Regions from separate parts of the Homo sapiens genome. Here region 2 is linked to region 1. The links are chromatin contacts, found by Hi-C or POLR2A ChIA-PET in ENCODE. All regions are on one chromosome and are shown on one strand. The core of a region is the stretch at or near the end of the contact, and the rest is flanking DNA. Distances in the headings are between cores, read along the strand shown.

Region 1 (6,378 bases), core at 2,676-5,175:
ACCTTAATTATATCTGCAAAGCCCTTTTCCAAATAAGGTCACATTCAAGGTCTCGGGTGAACATATCTTTAGGGGAATGGGTGGAAGGGTGCACCATTCAACCTATTATGCTCAATGAATTTTGGTAAACGTGGCCAAAACTTCCTCAAAACTGTACTGTTGTCAAAGTCTTTCCTATCTAACCCTCTTCCCTCTCTCCTTTCATGTGTGTCAGACCTGCATTGTCTTAAGTGCTCTCCTGTATATTCCTACTTCCTTTCCTTTTATTCTTCATAAGCATTTCCTCAAATAAATCTCTTGCATGTCTATCTCTTCTTGGTGAGTGTTTCTCAGAGGACCTGAACTGATGCACATAGTATCTGTTGAATGCTTAATACCTGTTTCTGAATGAATATTAGTGCAAGGGTTTCTTCTTTCCATTACACTTCAAAACAGGAATGAACTGAATTTTGTAGACAATATCCTAATTTTCCTGCATCCTGATTCTTCCTTTTTGATCGCATAGGCCAATCATTCTTAATATTTTTCTACTTTCCCGTGTGTCACACTCCTCAGACTGCTGTACAAAAGCAGAGAAGGCAGGGCATAGCTGATCCTGCCTTACTAACTTAAACCCTTTCCTTTTTCCTCTCACTCAAGGAAGCACAGCATAATAAAAAGACTTGGATAATCTGGAGCTACTCTAATTTATTTTTAAAAGCAAATAATTTGTAAATTTTGGACTATTTTCTTATCGCTAGTTATAACTTCTTTCAACACACTTCATAATTGATTCTGACATACCAGTACATTGCAATATCACAGTTAAGAATATTGCTGTAAATACAAGAAAACACAGCCTACAAGAGTGTCCAACAGATGAGTGCAAATAATAAAATCATGCTTTATGAATGGAATCATAAACGATTTTGCAATCAAAATAATAAATGCAGTTCAGAAAATATTAATGCACTTCAGTTGGTAATTGCATTTGCCATTATCAAGTGCTCAGTAATATAGTACTTAGCTATTCTAAAGTCACTCAGGTATGTTAAACAATTAAACATGAGTCTGGGGAATAGCTTTGTTTAGCCTTTTTCAATTATAACCATGTATCATATTCAGTGTTTTCTGTATTAACTCTATGAGACAATAGTATTTTAAAGAATTGTATTACAACAGTTGTAATAGAACAGTTGTACTAAACGACTTTCCCTCACTATTTCTCAAACTTTCTATACTATCTTGCTGAACTTATTTTAATGAATAAATTAAAATATTTAAACCCTAGACATTTATATTAATAAAAACCTAATTTTTAATTCAAGAAAGTCCAGCTTCCAACAATCCCATGTTCTTTAAATAGTGACCACTGACCACCATGACAGTAACTTCATGGCAAAAGTGTGAAACTCTATTTATAAATTAAACCATTAAGTAATACCATTTAGTTACATAGCCGAAATGCTATTGTGCATAGGTAAAAGCATTCTCATCAAACTAAAGCACTTTACAATGTAACAATCTGGACCTGGTTTTATAATGCCACAATCCCACCCCACCCTGTCCATCTTTTTATTTGTTTTTAGGGAAAAAAAGAACTAAATAAGAACATTTGGAAATGGCAGTCAAATTATATCTGGAAATACTTAAGGCAATAACCCATGTGGCTCTAATGTGTAAAAGCATGTCTGACAAGGTATGGCTCAGGTCCTAGAGCAGTGTACCTCCAAGACAATTCAAATATTAGCACCTTTAGAGTACAAAACTAAGATTTGTAAGATGGTGCTTTTAAGTGAGCCATCCTCTTGTGTGGAAAAAGTCTGTCCCTGCTCATATTAATCTAAAGACAAAATTAAAGAACGCTTTTATGAAATTAGTGGGATTTAAGCCACTGGATGAACATAAGAGATCTGCCTCAAGGTAAGTTTCTGTTATTGGACATTCTTGATTGGATCACGAAAGTGCCCTAAAAATCTAAATGTCTGTCAAAGGCCCCAAGTCCTCCGCCTTTTTGGCAGGGGCTCTCAGCAGACATGGTGCTATGGCAAACACTCAAGTAGGGAAACCACCTCAGTTTGCCGGGGACTGAGGGGCTTCTTGAGATGTGAGACTACCAGTCCTAAAATTCGGACAGTCCCAGGCAAACTAGAAAGATTTGGTCACTCTACCAACCCTCATGTTCCTGGACCCCTTTTACTGCTTTTCCAACAGCATATGTGGGATAGTATTCTCAAGGAAGATTTTGATTCAACTGGAGTGGATTACCTCTTGCCAGCAAGACTCATAACCCTGCCACTTGCCAAATATCAGGGGAAAAAATTTCAGAGCTGCCACTTCTTCCCTAGACAGCCCAGGTGTCCTCTGTGACTATCAATACAGTACGAGCTCTGAACTCATGCGCTCCCTGTCTCAATTTCTGCCTCACCTCTTGCCCCAGGCACTGATGTGCTAAGGTTCTGAGTAAACCCCATGGGATTATGGAATTTGATCTGCTTCTGTTGCTGAGCACATATTTTATTTATAATGAGTCATTTGTTCACTTGTTCAGCTCAACAAATATTTGTTGATTGCTAAATATGCGGTAGGCACTCTTCTACTCGCTACAGATACTTTAATGGGCAAAACGGGGAAAGTACCTGTGCTCAAAGAGTTTATATTTTAAAAAGGGAGAAGAGGACAATTAAAAAAACTAAAAGAACCAGATAGTTCGGTTGATCACAAGTTCTCTAAATTCAGTAAAATTCAGTGATTTTCATTAACAATCACTAATAAGTAGCAGTCAGGTTCTCAGACATAGCTGTGGCTTTGGGAGCAAATAATACAGTTCTAAAGTAGGGTTTCTCAGAATTTAGTATACATATAGATTTCCTGGGGATTTTGTTAAAATACAGATTCTGATTCAGTAGGCCTGGGGTGGGGCCATAGATTCTGTTTTCTAACAGGCTTGCAGATGATGTGTTACTCCAAGTCTGGGGACCATACTTTGAGTAGCAATGTTCTAAAGATATTAATAGGGAATTATGCTTGTAAGGGAAAGCTCAAACTATTGGCTCCTCTTAGGAAAGATGGGCTCAGAATGGTCATTGCTCTAGGTCTCCTGGAGAATTCTGGATGTCAGAAGAGACTTGGGATTAAGAATCGAAAATCATGGAAACTCCTGTGAAAATAGGATGTTCTTTCAGAGAGCAGGAAAATCCAAAGCATATTATAACTAACTACAAACATTATGTTCAATTTTTTTATTGTTCATATACTGGCATTTGCTGCATTCAGGCTTCATTTGGAATCTTAAATATCATACCTCATGTTTGAAAGTGAACCAAACACAACAATCCTTTTTTTATTTTTTGCCCAGTGTACCTCCCCATCTCAACTTTGACCTAATACATCATTTTCAAATATAATTTTTATAAACAACAGGATTCCAGTGGTACAAATGGCCTGGTCACCAATCTTTACAGTACACGTCTTACAAGGGGCAACTTAATTTGTGACCCTCTTTTTAACTGAGCTGGGAGAAACAGCAGTAGAGTAGCAGTGAGTAAGCAAGAATCCTGTGTACAGGGAAGATCCGGGCCCAGTGCGGCTCATCTAGGTACCACTTTACAACTCCTATCATCACATCAGCAGAACCACAACAAGCTCTGTGCAAGCCAAAGGGGAAAGTGCCATTGTAAAACTGAAGACAGCTGCTTTCATAATAGAACTAATTGCACACTGCATCAGAGAACCAAATTAGTGGTGAAAACAGTTATAAAAAACGACAGACAGTGAAACATGACTCACTTAGGAACTGCTGCCAGTCAGGCACATTGTCATTGGACACTGTTCAAAAACCCACACCTGCATTTTTTGAATAGTAAACATATAAGATGTAATTACCAGGAAAACATATGCCACTTTTCAAATGTGACAACACTACATTTTTGCCTTTGGACCATGAATGGCATGGGACTAAACTGACCACAATACTCTATTCATTCCCAGGATTTTTCGCAGATAAAGCAAAGCATAATCAAAGCTTACAACCCCCTATTCATACTTAAGAGACTATCTTTAGCCTAAGAAATTTTAAAGGATCTGTTTTGCTGACAGAGATTCCTAAATGTCCTCTAGACCATCAATGAAGGAAACATCAACACTGGAGATATAAGAAGCATCAATTCTAAAATGCATATGCTTATATAGGCTCAGCTTAAAAATTCAAGCTGCAGTCGTTTGGGGTGTCTTCCCTGGTTTCCCTCTCAACTATACAGTAATTGCTGTCTCAATAACAAACAGGTGTTCAGAAAAGACTTCCACTGTTCTTGTAGTCTAAGCTCACATTTCTGCATTCTCAGCTGCAATCTGCATTAGAGAATTTGCAGGTTCCCCATGTGATACATATATGTCCTCATGCCAGCTACAACCGAAAGGATGATGCTTTTTCCATCATGATGGGTAGGTGGCTACCAGTGATGACAAACTCCTTGGCTTCTAATCAACTAGGTATAGAATAATGACCACTGAGAAAATGTGCTTTAGGCTGAAGCATGACAGTTTATCCTTAAACAACAGCTCACACCCTCAATGCTGTTTTTAAATATTTAAATTGTGTTGAACAGCATTCATTCACAAAGAAGGGTGAGTAGAATTTCATTCCAAAACAAATCACAGAATAAAACCTGTTCAATATCCTCATGAAGATCGTGCCGGTGGAATGTTCCAGTGTTGGCTAATGGAGCCCTGAAATTGCTGATGAATTGTATAACTATATAGTGACTAATCCTTCTTTCTCCTGCTCAATTAATTAGTCAAACCTAAACATAAATCCAGAAATACTTGTGAGAACTCTGCTGGTTTTTGTCAACACATAAGAGGTAGGTACTGAAAATGATCATCATTTTCTTCATGTGAAAGATGTGGAGGATTATATAAATATTTTTCAAAGATTGTATTACTTCACAAGTTCTAGAGATGCTTGTGTAAGCAAAAGAAGGTATGTGACAATTGGTTTGAGAGTATGAGGAGTGTGTATTCAGTTCAAGATGAGGAACTGTGTGTAGCATTTTTAAATTTTACTGTAATTCTTTACATATTTTCTTCCCCTCCGATGGTGAGTTCCTTAAAGACAGGAATCATCTTATTCATCTTTGAATCTCCAACATTTAGCAGTAGGTGTCCGATCAGTCTTGGCAGTTGTTGGGTTCTCTTTATCTGAATTTGCCTCATTGATCGCTTCAAGATTCAACATGATTGGCAGGTTTGGCTAAGAAGCAACCCCCTCTCCAAGAAATCAGAGCAAGATTCTTCTCAGAGAAACAGAGAAGCCTGCAGAGCAGCTGCTTAGCTTACAGGCTGATTCAAAGGATGGGGTACAAATATGCAAGCAAATTAGGTTCTTAGGTCTCATTCTTCAGCACCATTTCTGAAGGAAGGAGGAAGAGAATCTTTTAGGCTCTTCAAACTCCTCAGCTGATAGCATTGCTATATCAACTATGGGAATGTAAGCTAGACAATTTGGATCCAAATCTTTTTTCAGCTATATCTATTGTCCAGACTCAAAATGTTAAGCTGGAGGATTTACAGCACAGGATGGAAACATCCATCCTATTGTTTGCATTTATCTGTATGGGCCAAATATGGATAGTCTTTGGAATGTGTATTAAATAGTGAAAATTCAGGGCTCTATGCATAACGCTAAAATAACTGGGATATATGTTTAAGAAACCTAGATTTTTCTGAAAATGTTGAGTATAAAACACTAAGGAATAAACGTATTTGCCAAGCATTGAAAATCTTTCAGAAACCATGTTATCAGCATCTTGTTAGCAATACATAAAACTTAGTGCTAGCCAAGTGCTAACAAATAATCTCTATGCTGGCAGCACACTAATTCCTTGGTCTTAAATTTTTTTTTTCCCCTCATATGGAATGTTTTAGCAAGTTGTTGAGTTTTACTACTTCAGCTTTAGGAACTGCTTCTCTCAATTCCTTTGGCGTTCTGAGCAGCTTGTGATTTCCTTCATTTAATCTTTCTGTGTCCCCCTTAAAAACTATGAACCATTACTCCTCTTTAAATAAAATTAGTAAGAAAGTTAGAATACATGGGACAAAATTTTTGAAATATCAGTTCAAAGAAAGAATAGCACCCATACAACTCCACAACCCCAGGACCTGGGAGTCAGATTTTCTTTGGGATCATAACAAAAGCCCCAAATACCATGAGTGGAAGAACCTAAAAAGGGGTGCATCCACTTCCTGATTCTCCTCAAATCCAGAGGTTTCCATGGGGTCAGGGAAGGCTTTACAAGAGAATGAGCCAATGGTAAGTTATGAAGAAGTGGTTACGAGTAAGGGATCATAAATAAGCCTTTAAAAGACAGCTGACCCTTGAATAACATGGGTTTTGAAATG
Region 2 (6,378 bases), core at 2,815-5,314, 170 kb before region 1:
TGACTGAGTGAGATCTTGTCTCTTGAAAAAAAAAAAGAGCAAAGGCTTTCAATAGACATCTTTTCAAACAAGATACACAAATGTCCAATAAGCACATAAAACAATGCACAATTAGAAATTAGGAAAATGCAAATCAAAACCACAGTAAAATACTACTTCACACCCACTAGGATAGCTATGATAAAAAGATGAGCAATGGCAAGTACTGCTAAGGTTGTGGAAAAACTGGAACTCTCATACATTTCTGATGGGGATATACAATGGAGCAGCACTTTGATAACAGTTTGGCAGTTCCTCAAAAAGTTAAACATAGTTACCATAAAAGCCAGCATTTCCACTCCTACTGGACCCTGTCATACTTATAACCTATATATGTTCATAGAAATTCATAATAGCCAAAAATGTACGCTACCCAAAATGTGCATCAACTGATAAGGTATGCCCATGCAAGTGTATATTATTCAGTCAAAAAATGAAGTATTGATATACACTACAGTATGGATGAACCTTGAACACATGATGCTAGGAAAAGAAGTCAGACACAAAAAGCCACGTTATATGACTCCATCTATATGAAAAGTCCAAAATAGGCAAATCAATAGAGAAAGAAAATAGATTAGTTGTTTCCTGGGTTGGGGGAGACAGGAGTCAGCAGTGATTGCTAATGGGTATTGAGTTTCTTTTTGGAGTGATGGAAATGTTCTGGAATTAATGATGGTAGTTGCAGAGCTGTGAAGATAGTAAAAAACACTGAGTTGTGCACCTTAAAATGGTGAATTTTACAGCATATGAGGTAAATGTAAGAACTACAGTTATGATTCAGAAAGGCTGAGGACTTTATTAAGGTTGGAGAGGGGTGGTGTAGTAAACTGATTAGGCCAACAGTTCTCAAAATGTGGTCCTCGAGTCAGCAGCATCAACATCACCTGACAATTTGGTAGAGATGCACAGTCTCAGGTTATGCCCCATCTACCGAGTCAAAACCCCTGGGGGCTCAGAGATTTGTGTTTTAAAGAGCCCTGCAGGTGACTGTGATGTACATGTAGGTTTGAGAGCCACTGGATTAGTTACAGCTTTAAAAGCCTAATTGCTCTTCTACTCACCAGATCTGTAGCCTTTGGCAAGTTTCTTGACCGTTCTGTGTCTCAAATTATTCATCTGGAAAAACGATTCCTCACAGGGTTGTTTGTAAGGATGAAATGTTTTAGCATAGGTAACGTGCTTAGGAGAGGACTTGCCACTTAATGAGTACTCCAAGTGTTAGCCATTATTATGCAACAGTACTGAGCTGATCGGGGAATCAAAGGCAGATGTCTGACTCAGCAGAATGTCAACCACATAAATGTAGGTATATTTTTTCTAGTAGGCACATTTTTTTAAAGTTTAACAAAGAGAAATTCATCTAATAGTATACTTTATTTAACCCAATACATCAAAAGTATAATTTCAACATGCAATCAATGTAAAATATCTAAAAAAAATTATATTCTCTTTTTCACACCAAGTCATCAAAATCCAGTGTATTTTATACTTAGAGTACTTCTCTATTTGGAATAGCCACATTTCACTAGCTTAACAGCCATATGTAGCTAGTGGCTTCTATATTAGACAACACAACTGTAACTCAAATACCATGCTCTCTTCCCTTTCTTTTTTTATTATTATTTTTTATACTTTAAGTTTTGGGATACATGTGCAGAATGTTCAGGTTTATTACATAGGTATACATGTGCCATGGTGGTTTGCTGCACCCATCAACCCATCATCTACATCAGGTATTTCTCCTAATGCTATCCCTCTCTTTGCTCCCCACCCCCCGACAGGTCCCGGTGTGTGATGTTCCCCTCCCTGTGCCCATATGTTCTCATTGTTCAACTTCCTCTTATGAGTGAGAACATGTGGTGTTTGGTTTTCTGTTCCTGTGTTAGTTTGCTGAGAATGATGTTTTCCAGCTTCATCCATGTCCCTGCAAAGGACATGAACTCATTCTTTTTTATGGCTGCATAGTATTCCATAGTGTATATGTGCCACATTTTCTTTATCCAGCTCATCATCTCTGGTCATTAGTGAAATGCAAATCAAAACCACAGTGAGATACCATCTCACTCCAGTTAGAATGGTGATCATTTAAAAGTCAGGAAACAACAGATGCTGGAGAGTATGTGGAGAAATAGGAACACTTTTACACTGTTGGTGGGAGTGTAAATTAGTTCAACCATTGTGGAAGAGAGTGTGGCGATTCCTCAGGGATCTAGAACTACAAATACCATTTGACCCAGCAATCGCATTACTGGGTATATACCCAAAGGATTATAAATCATTCTACTATAAAGACACATGCACACGTATGTTTATTGCAGCACTACTCACAATAGCAAAGACTTGGAGCCAAGTCCCAAGTTCCTGAACATTCAGAGATGTAGTCTCTGCCTGAGGATTTCCAAAGAGTAGATCACCAGATGGGGACAGGTCATGAAGTATCATTTCCTAGCCATGTCCCATCATAACAGGTGATGCTGGCTTGCAGACGAGTCTCCTATTGACCCACCACCTCAGCTACACATTGTTGTAATAGAACTGGTAAACTGCCTGAAGAGAATCTTCATAGAGGAACGTATTAGATTTCAGGCTCTTATGTGTTGCTCACTGTTGTATCCATAGGGTCTAGAAAATGTGCCTGGCACACGGCAGGTACTCAACACACTTTTTTTCAAATCATGAATAAACATTAACAGTGTTTTTCTAACTTAGCCTTTAATTTTCGAATATTTTCAAATATCCAAAAACATCAAAATATTCTTTTAATATTGTCATTCCTTCTCACAAGCAGATCCATTTTTGTCTTCTAACTTTAAGCTCCTAGTTACCTTTAAACATTTATCAAGCCCTTAGTAAAGATCAGGTTTCATAGAATATAAACCCACAATACAATTGCTGATATTTAGGGTTTTATTTTCTGTGACAGAGTACATATTTCATATATGTACAAACATCATACAAAGATCATAAATATAATTTTTAAAATTTTTTATTGCTGGTCTAAGAAAAAAATGAAAGCAAACATCCAGAGTTATAAGATTCACGATTTTCCCTGCATTCTCAGTAGCAGTACCTACAGGACATACTTTTATGTTAAAGGCCCATGCTGCCGGAAGATGCTGACATTCTTATAACTTATGACCTGAACAATCTGAAGGAGCACAAAGAAACACCACTGATGTGTGAGTGAATGGTTGCCCAGGGAGGCTGGCACCTGAAGTGCATTAATTTCTTCACTGAGGTCCTAAGAGTCTCACAGCAAGATGTAAGTAGTTTACTCAGAATAAAAGACAAGGTCTTAGTAAAGGCCTACAAGGTCTCTCTGACTTCATTCCACTGGAGGGGAGTGAGTGTGGGGAAGAATATTCCTTCATATTCCTCAAACACACCAGGTTTGCTCCACCATTCCTGCTGTGCTCTGTAAGTTCTCACTGCCTGGGATATTCTTTCCCCAGTACCCACTTGGCTAACTACTCTCACTGCCTTTGTCTTGCTCAAATGTCTCTCCTTCTTCAGGAGTTCTACCCTGATTGCATTATTAAACGCAGCCATCTGCCCCCATTCTGTCACACCCCCAACCCTGCCCGCCATATTCCTTAGCCTGCTATCTACTCCCCTTAGCACTTCCCACCTACTGAAGATATGGCATACCGTGTTCTTTACTGTTCCTCACACTAGAACGTAAACTCCACAAGGGTAGATCTCTTCAGTGTTTGGTTCACTGAGGTACCCTACCCCAGAATAGTAGCTGGCAGATAGTAGGTACTCCATAATAACTCCTTGAAGAATGAATACAGGAATTAGTTCACTCATAGATCAAGCTGTTTAATATATCACTTTTCCCTTTCAGTTTTAGTCTGCTCTAATATTAATATCTGCTGGGAGGTTTTGCGTGTCTGAGAAGTTGAACTCTCCCAACCTGTTGGTTGGGCTTACTCAGTGAAGGATCTAGTCTCTGGAATTTATTCTTCTGGGCAGGCTGCCAGAAACTGAATTTGTCGTCTTTGGGGTATGATGCAAGATTTAGGGTTCTTTGTTATTCTGAGGGGTGTGTTTCAATTTTGGCTGACTTTATTGTTTTGTCTGGGAATTTATTCCTGTTTTGAGTTTTATTTGTCTGGGTTGATCAAGCAATTTAGCAACTATTCTTCACAGAGCTATGGTATACTAGAAATTAGAGCTGAAAAACACCTCATGGTTGATCCAGACCATCCCCCTGCCATTAAGTCTTCTTGCTCACCACAATACACTGTCCATGGCTTTGTTCAATGAAGTTTTAAATGTCCTTAGAGATTCTTTTGGGCACCCACTCAACTAACCTAATACTCCTGAAAATTAACAAGAATCCCCAATGTTTTGTCTAAACTTTCCCTTTCTTATTTTCATTTTATTTCTCCTATTTACAGTCCAAGGTGAACCCTTTTTCTTTTGGAATTTTATACCTTTCAGAGAGTTGTGGACTTACATTTCTGCTCTATTAGTTCTTTAACCAAACTATGTGTTCCTACCTTAATCTTTCTTCATTCTCTTTGTTTAATTTTGGTTTTGGTTATTGAATTCCTTCCAACTCATCACCTTGGTTTGCAGTATGTATAGTTTCACTGTTCACCCATTGAACGACTATCACAATGCTTTTCCATCAGAAACCTTAAGACAAAGCACTGACATCTGCCATATATAATTACAAATATATCCAATTTGATGCCATAATCAACCTAGGGTGTTTTCATTTTACTCATCAGAATATTAAATAAGTTCTGTGCAATGCTGTTTACTTAACTTGATTTTAAATTCTGATGTTAATTGTGTAATATCAGACATCTCACTTAAGCCCTTTGTACTTTTGTTTTTATATCTGCAAAAGGAGAGCACAACATCAGCTTCAGCCTCCTTTGCTGTAATCTTATGAATATAAATATGCTATTCTAGGGCTAGAAAGAGATTTTTCAGAGAGAAAAACACCTCACTTCCCAGCTTTCAGACAGAATCACACAGGATAAATTATTCTCAATATATGAAGTTCAAATGACACTCTTTTCTGCTTACAGTAATTTATGCTAAATCAATCCATCTCCATTTGTAGTAAAGGGCAAATTTTTAAAATTCAAAAATGCCATGGGCTGATTTTTATAAAATACGAAATCACAGGGTTGGATGAAGTGGCAGTGTCAAACTGCTCTAAGAGTTTCTACATGTTTATGCTCACTTTCTATAGTTGTCTTTTATAGGCGCTGGTCCAGGGACCCCACTTTGAGTAGCTCTGTGCTAGACAATTATATGCCTCACCTTCAGATTCAGATATAGGCTCAGAGGCCTGACAGATACTTTTCAAGATAACTCTTTCTCTTCTAATGATTAACATTAGACTTGATTTTACTTTTCAATTTTTGTACTTCAATTCAAAATCAACTTTAAAAAAATAGAATAGCAAATCAATTAATCATTCCTCTCAAAACATTTGATTACATATTTCTCATTTATTTATCGTCACCTTTTTTCAAAGTGTGGCAATCCTTAATTCATATCATAAAATCAAATCTGAATGAAAAATACTTTTAAGAAAGAAGAAAAAATTAATTCCATGGAGCTTACACCAGACCCCTGAGTTACAGAATGATCCCTTAGTCACAGCGATGCTAGCAGCTCCACTTCTCAAACTGACACTAGTCTCTGGCAGCCTACCGTCAGGGATAGGCTGACAGCAAGCAAACACATTCCAATCAAAAGGAAGGCAAAATCACCCAGTGCTAATTCTACCCCACCTGGCAGTCTGCCACCAACCTTTACTCTTCGGATTTAAGACATAGATCGTATATCAGAAATAACTGGAGTAGCTATTACATAAGTTGGTTATGGGATGCATATGCTTTCAGCTAGCATCTTTTATAGTTTGGGTACAAGAAAAATTTTGAGTTTTAGCACTCTTTTCTGGAATAGGCTTCTCTTATTTTTAGTGGGTTTTAATTATGTTGAGAAGGAATTAAATAATGATATATTGAAATTTCATTTTTCCAGGGAATTAAAAAAAAATAAAATTAATTGGAAAACATGAAATGTGAGGAAATATTAAATACAGTTTTAAACTGAACAAACGTAATCCATAAGTTACACATTGGGCTTTTTATGATCTAAAAATTTCTTCCAAGAAAAAGAAAAATTGAAATTCAAAGACTTATGAGCTTGTTTCAAAAAATAGTAAAAATAAGTTCCAACTGGTATAAGAACATGGATAAAGTACCAACTCATGGTCAAGGTACAACATGATACCAGGGCAAATAATAGCACAGGATGAGTGAGGTATTAGCAGAGAAGAAACTTTAAATGCAGAACATTTTATAC

The links. A loop is a pair of places that touch in the nucleus more often than their neighbours do. ChIA-PET counts read pairs that join two places held with the same protein, here RNA polymerase II (POLR2A).
Region 2: a map of PC-9 shows a loop between it and region 1 (2.6-fold over the local background). The contact joins two enhancer-like sites. A Hi-C loop is called at or near these places in 1 of 168 maps with a recorded cell type or tissue (PC-9). POLR2A ChIA-PET finds 5 or more read pairs at or near these places in 1 of 52 experiments (MCF 10A).

Annotation. Positions count from the first base shown.
Region 1 is chr7:96,544,963-96,551,340 of GRCh38, reverse strand. It overlaps a transcript of SEM1 not described here. Among named protein-coding and RNA genes, the nearest start is that of SEM1, 160 kb to the left of the region's middle. Within about 2 kb of position 3,925, at least 2 of the 41 ENCODE cell types and tissues checked have a DNase peak (open chromatin) inside an H3K27ac peak, as active enhancers do; they include PC-9, where a contact is called at or near this core.
Region 2 is chr7:96,718,722-96,725,099 of GRCh38, reverse strand. No RefSeq gene overlaps it. Among named protein-coding and RNA genes, the nearest start is that of SEM1, 12 kb to the right of the region's middle. Within about 2 kb of position 4,064, at least 2 of the 41 ENCODE cell types and tissues checked have a DNase peak (open chromatin) inside an H3K27ac peak, as active enhancers do; they include PC-9, where a contact is called at or near this core.